2 separate regions of the Homo sapiens genome follow, and region 1 is linked to region 2. A link is a contact called in ENCODE Hi-C or POLR2A ChIA-PET data. All regions are on one chromosome and are shown on one strand. The core of a region is the stretch at or near the end of the contact, and the rest is flanking DNA. Distances in the headings are between cores, read along the strand shown. Region 1 overlaps NAT9 (N-acetyltransferase 9). Region 2 holds the start of CD300LF (CD300 molecule like family member f).

The links. Hi-C counts contacts between places; a loop is a spot of excess contacts on that map. ChIA-PET counts read pairs that join two places held with the same protein, here RNA polymerase II (POLR2A). Pooled maps may share reads with other maps.
Region 1: a loop to region 2 is called in a pooled map, with 2.0 times the contacts of the local background. The contact joins the enhancer-like site here to the promoter of CD300LF in region 2. A Hi-C loop is called at or near these places in 2 of 168 maps with a recorded cell type or tissue (heart left ventricle and testis) and 2 of 50 pooled maps. POLR2A ChIA-PET finds 5 or more read pairs at or near these places in 9 of 52 experiments (A673, Caco-2, GM10248 and 6 more).

What each region holds. Positions count from the first base shown.
Region 1 is chr17:74,768,656-74,772,126 of GRCh38, forward strand. NAT9 (N-acetyltransferase 9) reads right to left here. Exons shown (of 7, transcript NM_015654.5): 6 at 3,305-3,399; 7 at 1,874-3,203. The coding sequence ends at 3,069. It overlaps NHERF1 (NHERF family PDZ scaffold protein 1), which reads left to right. Exons shown (of 6, transcript NM_004252.5): 6 at 1-698. The coding sequence ends at 1. Among named protein-coding and RNA genes, the nearest start is that of NAT9, 6.0 kb to the right of the region's middle. RefSeq lists a silencer at 2,250-2,349. Within about 2 kb of position 2,201, at least 11 of the 41 ENCODE cell types and tissues checked have a DNase peak (open chromatin) inside an H3K27ac peak, as active enhancers do; they include HCT116, where a contact is called at or near this core.
Region 2 is chr17:74,711,611-74,715,163 of GRCh38, forward strand. CD300LF (CD300 molecule like family member f) reads right to left here and starts at 1,313. Exons shown (of 7, transcript NM_139018.5): 1 at 1,214-1,313. The coding sequence starts at 1,256. It also overlaps a transcript of RAB37 not described here.

The DNA of each region.
Region 1 (3,471 bases), core at 951-3,450, 58 kb after region 2:
AGCGCCCTGCTGCCACCCAGTGACTGGCAGGGCCGAGCCAGCATTCCACCCCACCTTTTTCCTTCTCCCCAATTACTCCCCTGAATCAATGTACAAATCAGCACCCACATCCCCTTTCTTGACAAATGATTTTTCTAGAGAACTATGTTCTTCCCTGACTTTAGGGAAGGTGAATGTGTTCCCGTCCTCCCGCAGTCAGAAAGGAGACTCTGCCTCCCTCCTCCTCACTGAGTGCCTCATCCTACCGGGTGTCCCTTTGCCACCCTGCCTGGGACATCGCTGGAACCTGCACCATGCCAGGATCATGGGACCAGGCGAGAGGGCACCCTCCCTTCCTCCCCCATGTGATAAATGGGTCCAGGGCTGATCAAAGAACTCTGACTGCAGAACTGCCGCTCTCAGTGGACAGGGCATCTGTTACCCTGAGACCTGTGGCAGACACGTCTTGTTTTCATTTGATTTTTGTTAAGAGTGCAGTATTGCAGAGTCTAGAGGAATTTTTGTTTCCTTGATTAACATGATTTTCCTGGTTGTTACATCCAGGGCATGGCAGTGGCCTCAGCCTTAAACTTTTGTTCCTACTCCCACCCTCAGCGAACTGGGCAGCACGGGGAGGGTTTGGCTACCCCTGCCCATCCCTGAGCCAGGTACCACCATTGTAAGGAAACACTTTCAGAAATTCAGCTGGTTCCTCCAAACCCTTCAGCCTCCGTGTGTTCCTTGGAAGTTTTGTCCTCTGGCCTTGGACCCCTTATAGGTAGAAATTGAGAAATGGTAAGCCAAGGTGGTCTTTGGCTGGGAGGGTGGGGTACACTGGAGGGAGGGCCATCAAGGGCTCCCTGTGACCCCAAGCCTGGGTAGCTTTAGCTAGAGGGCCTAGCTGCAGTCCTGTAGGAAGGAAGATGCATGCACCCAGCCGGGTATTCAGCTTGGTGTGGTCAGTGTGCCTGTGTGCTGGGCTGCAAGCACCGATTGTGGGCTGGGGACCCCTTGTCTAACGGGGATATTTACAAGGGGAAGTGGGAGCTCAGACCAACGTTCTCAGAGGACTCTGGGAGGTTCCTTTAATTCCAGAAGCGTGGAAAGTGTGTCCCAGGATGGAGCTGGGTTTGGAATGTGAGGACTTGGCTTTACTCTTTCTGCCTATAGCCAGTGGGGTGCAGAATTCCCAGGGGCAGGCTGGGCTGGTGCCAGATCCTCTATCTTATCTGGCCATTGTGACCTGATTGGAGGGCAAGTGTCCAGTGCCAGGGGAAAACAAACCGGTCCACTGAGCCCGGGGACATGCTGTGTGGCTAGCTGGGGTGGAAGGGACTGTTCAAGGGCAAGGTGCCCTGCCCCCAACAAAAGACCCAGGTCCCTGATACCTTTGGCACCTGAAGCCTGATCTGGAGGTCCAGGAAGGTGGCTTGCAAGAGCTAGGCTGCAGAGCCGGGAGGTTCCGGGCAGGTGCTCAGGAGGAAGGTGCCCCCAGGCTAGTCTCCACCCAACCCAAAGGGACACCTCTCAGAAAATAGGCTCCTGGGCTGAGGGGAATGAGTAAAGCAGGTAGATCTGGAATCAGGGAGTGGACAGTGTCCCCCAGGCCAGTCACTATCTGGCCATCTCCTGCTCCTTGTCAGAGGAACCATCCAAAACCCTTACCACAGCAGTGCCCTGCTCAGCTGACCTGCCCCCACCCCACCCTTGCTTCTACCCTTTGGCCCCTGACAGATTCCCCTCCACAGGGGTCGTGGAGGGCCCCTCCCTATCTCACCTGCTGGGTGGGGAAGCCCTGGGGGACCTTTGACTCTTCATTAACCTGAAGACTGGTGGAAGGAATGGGTGGCCCCAAGGGAACTCTCATTGCTGAGGTACACATGGTACGAAGGGAGCCACGGCAAGCAACGCGTTCGTTTTATAATGTTTGTTTTATACTGAGGCATGTTTTCGGTTCCAGTTGTTCACATGCAGTCTGCTGTGAGACTCCAAGATCAAGGGTGCTGGGAGGCCTTAGGCAAGTCACCTTACTTATCTAAGACTGTTTCCCCACCTGGAAGATGCCCTACAAGCCTCCTGTGGCTGTGTTTAGAAAGCATGCCCGGCCTTTCTTGACAGCCAGCCACCCCAGATGATGGCAGGGCAAGGAAGACTGTTAGGAGTCAGAGTGCTCCCCTCAGGTGGAAGGAAACTGGGCCAACTCTACTTTGTAAGCCATAGGGTGCCAGGTAGCCCGGCCACCCTGAGCCTGTGCCTCCACTGCCCCCGCGTGGCCAGTCAGGTGCAGCTGCTCCCAGAGATGGAGGGTGAGGAACAGACGTGGGAGCACCAGAGGGACAGAGCTGATGGCCTGACGCTCTCTTCAGGAGGGCACCCCCAAGGGGCCTCTGCTTCCTCAGTGCCCCCTGAGCTTTATCAGCAGAGGGGTGTTTTCCAGCCACAAGGAGCTGTATCTAACACTAATGCCTTTAAACTCAAGACTGGCTCCAGGAGAGAGGAGGACGGACACTAGGTTGAGGGGCCAGGCCACACTCACTCTGGACCACCTGTTGTTCCCGGGTCAAGTTCCCAGGGTCACACCAGCCTGCCTCTGCAGGACAAGAGGACCAAGCTGCCCTTGAGTGGACACTGTGAGGCTGGGGCTCGTGGTAGCTCTTCACATGGACCAAACGGGAAAATCAGGAAAGCTGGTAGTGCCTGGAGCTTCACTCCCAGCCAGGGCAGCACCTCTGGCCTCTAAGGAGAAAGGCCTGTCCACTCCCATCCATGTTCCAGGTCCCCCTGCACCTCCAGCTCCCACCTTCATCCCGACATCTCCCATGGATCCCTGCCCTCCATTCCAGCTTCCTAGAGTCTGGGTCTGGGTTTGGCCGGGAGGGGAGAAGGGAACTGGCCCTGGCCCTGGAGTCTGCTCAGCCACACCACTAGCTGGAGGGAGGCCACAGCAAGCCCCGCCAGAGTCTGAAGGGCCTCGAAAGGTGATTCCCAGCCTGGGCCAGGAGCACTCTCCCAGTGCAGGGCTCTGGTCTTTGAAGTGTATGGGCCCAACACCCTGCTCACACAGAGTGGCTGCCCACAAGGCCCAGCCATCAGCAGGGCTCTGCCGACCCATCTCTGTAAGGCTTCTCTTCCACGTGGCTGGTCTGCTCCAGAAGCCACTGATGCTCGGACTCACTCACTGTCAGTCTGAGGGTCACCTCCTGAAAAACACTGCTCGTAGCCACCTACGTGAGCCAGAGAGAACAAAGCCTGCTAAGTTACAGTATTACCACCACCAGGCCCACCACCCAGGTCTAAGCCCCACTCTGCCCCAGGACATCCTTACCTGCTCAAAGTGAAGTTTCTGGAACATCCGGATGCTTGGTTCATTTCCTTGCCCAATTTTAGCCTCAAACTTGGTCAGACCTAGCGTGGTCACTCCTCGCAGAGGAGATGAGACAGGGGCAAGTAAGGAGGCGCCTGCCCCCACCCTCCTGTCCCAAGCTGCAGAGG
Region 2 (3,553 bases), core at 63-2,562:
CAGACGTGCCCAGTCCAAGCTCATTCCTACACAAGAGCCCTCGTATCTACTGTTCCCTGTGCCTGGAAAGCTGGTCCCGATCCTGTGTCTGATCCTTTTCCTAGGTCTCGGCTCGGACAGGCATCTGGGACCCTCTTCAGGGGGGTTGTTTCAGCCCACCTGACTTACAGCATCCCCCTACCTGGGTCCCACTGTAACATATCATCTTGTTCTGTTTTCCTCACAGTACTTATCACTTCTCACTTCTTGAAATTATTTTTTTGTTTTCTTTCTTTTTTTTTCTTTTTTCTTTTTTCTTTTTTTTTTTTTTTTGAAACAGAGTCTCGCTCTGTCACCCATGCTGGAAGGCAGTAGTGTGATTACAGGTCACTGCAGCCTCCAACTCCTGGGCTCAAGTGATCCTCATGCCTCAGCCTCCAGCCTCCCAAGTAGCTGGGACCATAGGCACATGCCACCATACCTGGCTAATTTTTGTACTTTTTGTAGAGACAGGGTTTCCACATGTTACCCAAGCTGGTCTCGAATCCCTGAGCTCAAGCAATCAGCCTCCCAAAGTGCTGGGATTACAGGAATGAGCCTCTTTCCCTGGCCTCCCTTCATTTTTAATAAAAATTGTATGCACCAACTTAAGGTGTCTCCTGCCCTCTGGCTCTGCCCACATCTCAGTCCCTCCTTTCCTCTACGTCCCTGCCAGTCTTATCTCCTCTTGACCTTTCCGTCCCTCAGCAACTTCTACTATTTCCTTCTGCCCCAAATGCCTAGAACCACCACTCCCTCTCTGCCCAGCAAACTCCCTCTTCCCTCCTTTCAAAGTCCTCCAGCCTCACCTCTTCCCTGACGCCTGCCCTTGCTCAGAACACCTCCACGCAGGTGACAGATCACCCAGTCCAGGATCAGGCAGTCGCCTGCTCTCCTGAGCAGCCCATGTTCCTCCTCTGCTTTTCCCTGGCCGGCGGGGCCTACAGTCTGTCCATTTCACATGATCAGCCCCTGGGGGTCAGGAATTCTGCCTTGCACTGGCTTCATTATGAAGGTCATGCCCTGTATTCCTGCCTTGGCAACGGAAATGCTAGGTGAATGGTGGGTATGTGGATGAAACGCACAAGGCTCATGCCATTAAGGACACCTTCTGGCCGGGTCCCTTCTTCCCTCTCTCAGCCACCTCCTCCTGCTTGCTAAGCTTCCCCAAGAAGACAGACCCAGGCCCGCTCACCTGAGAGCCAGAAGAGGAGCAGGTAGAGTGTCAGCAGGGGCATCTTCTCTTCAGACAGGTCCCCGTTCCCCTCAGTGGAGCCTGGCAGCAGGAACAAACTACAGACTCCCAGCCTTCTGCTGGTACTCACTCTCGCCCTTGAACTTCCTCCTTCAGTCACTTCCCATGGGTGAAAGAGACTAAAAGAGGAAGGAGGTGGTTGGTTGGGCACCGTGGCTCAGGCCTGTAATCCTGGCACTTTGGGAGGCCAAGGCGGGCGGATCACGAGATCAGGAGTTCAAGATCAGCCTGGCCAACATAGTGAAACCCCGTCTCTACTAGAAATACAAAAATTAGCCAGGCGTGGTGGCGCACACCTGTAGTCCCAGCTACTCAGGAGGCTGAGACAGAAGAATCGCTTGAACCTAGTAGGCGGAGGTTGTAGTGAGCCGAGATCGTGCCACTTGCACTCCAGCCTGGGTGACAGAACAAGACTCTGTCTCAAACAAAAACAAAAAAAAAAAAAAAAAGAGGAAGGAGGTGGAAAGGGTGAAATTTCGAGGCAGTTGACAATGCAAGGGGTCACAGGAATCATCAGCTTCTGAGAAGTACCTCTCTGTACACAGCCACCGTGGGTTCTCTAAAAAGAGAACTTCGTGGCTCCTCTGTCATGTGGAAACCTGCAGACAGATCCACTGGGTCTGGCCAGCCCTTATCCAATCCTCCAAACCTGGTGGGTTGGCTGGGGGCAGGGGCACGCGGCTCCACCAGAGGGGTCCTGGAGAGCCACGGCTGATAGACACGATGTCCTAAACCTGGAGCTTCAGGTGTAGCCAGATGCTTGGGAGCCCAGAAGGCCAGAAGTTCAAGAGGATTGAGGGGCACTTGTGGCCAAAGTCAGAAAGCCAGAGGAGAGATTCCAGACCAAAGGTTGGAAGGCAGCTATGAGGAGATTGGGTATCCAACCCCAGACTACAAGGCCAGGTACGGTGGCTCACACCTGTAATCTCAGCACTTTAGGAGGCTGAGGCAGGAAGATCACTTGAGGCCAGGAGTTCAAGACCAGCCTGGGCAACATGGCAAGGCTTCATCTCCACAAAAAAAAAAAAAAAAAAAAAAAAAAAAAGTCAGGCATGGTGGCTCATGCCTGTAATCCCAACACTTTGGGAGGCCAAGGTAGGCAGATCACTCCAGGTCAGGAGTTAGAGACCGGCCTGGCCAAAATGGTGAAACCCCATCTCTACTAAAAAATACAAAAATTAGCTGGGCGTGGTAGCATTCACCTGTAATCCCAGTGACTCGGGAGGCCGAGGTAGGAGAATCACTTGAACCCAGGCGGCAGAGGTTGCAGTGAACCCAGATCGCACCACTGAACTCCAACCTAGGCAACAGAGCAAGACTCTGTCTCAAAAATAATAACAATAATAATAATAATTAGTTCTGCAGAGTCATGCATGCCTGTAGTCCAAGCAATCTGGGAAGCTAAGGCCTGAGGATTACCTGAGCCCAAGAGGTCGAAACTGCAGTGAGCTATGATTGAGCCACTGTTCACTGTACTCCAGCCTGGGCAACAGAGCAGACGCTGTCTCTTTAAACACACACACACACACACACACACACACACACACACACGCACGCACAGAGAGGTTCAGAGAGAAGGGAGATGCAAGCAGGGAACTACTGGCCCACTGACAAGAGGCGCTTTGTCCTGAGAACACGAAGGAAGCTCCTACTGCTGTACCCCAGCCCACCAGGTGAGATCCCAGGGATACCTACATCTGGAATCTTCCAGAAACCTGTCCATTGTACCAGGGGGTCTACCTGAGGAAACCAGTTCATTGCTCAGGACTATTATCCCCTCGCTCCACCCCTCACCTTATAACTATTTGTTGAAGGAAGGAAGGAAGAAAGGAAGGACCAGTTTTGCCCCTCACTCTCCTCCTTCTGACAATCATGTCCATCCCCCATCTCTCCTTTCCCATCAAGACCCCAGCAAGTCCCTAGGGTCGGGACTGGGGATATAAAAGGATTAGGAAGGGCCAGACTCAGTGGCTCACACTTGTAATCCCAGCATTTTGGGAGGCCAAGGCAGGTGGATCACCTGAGGTCAGGAGTTCGAGATCAGCCTGGCCAACATGGCAAAACCCCGTCTCTACTAAAAATACAAAACTTAGCCGGGTGTGGTGGTGGGTGCTTATAATCCCAGCTACTCAGGAGGCTGAAGCAGGAGAATAACTTGAACACAGGAGGTGGAGATTGCAGTGAGCTGAGATCGCACCATTGCACTACAGCCTGGGCAACAAGAGTGAAACTCCATCTCAAAATAAATAAATAAATAAAAATAAATAAAAGGATTAGACC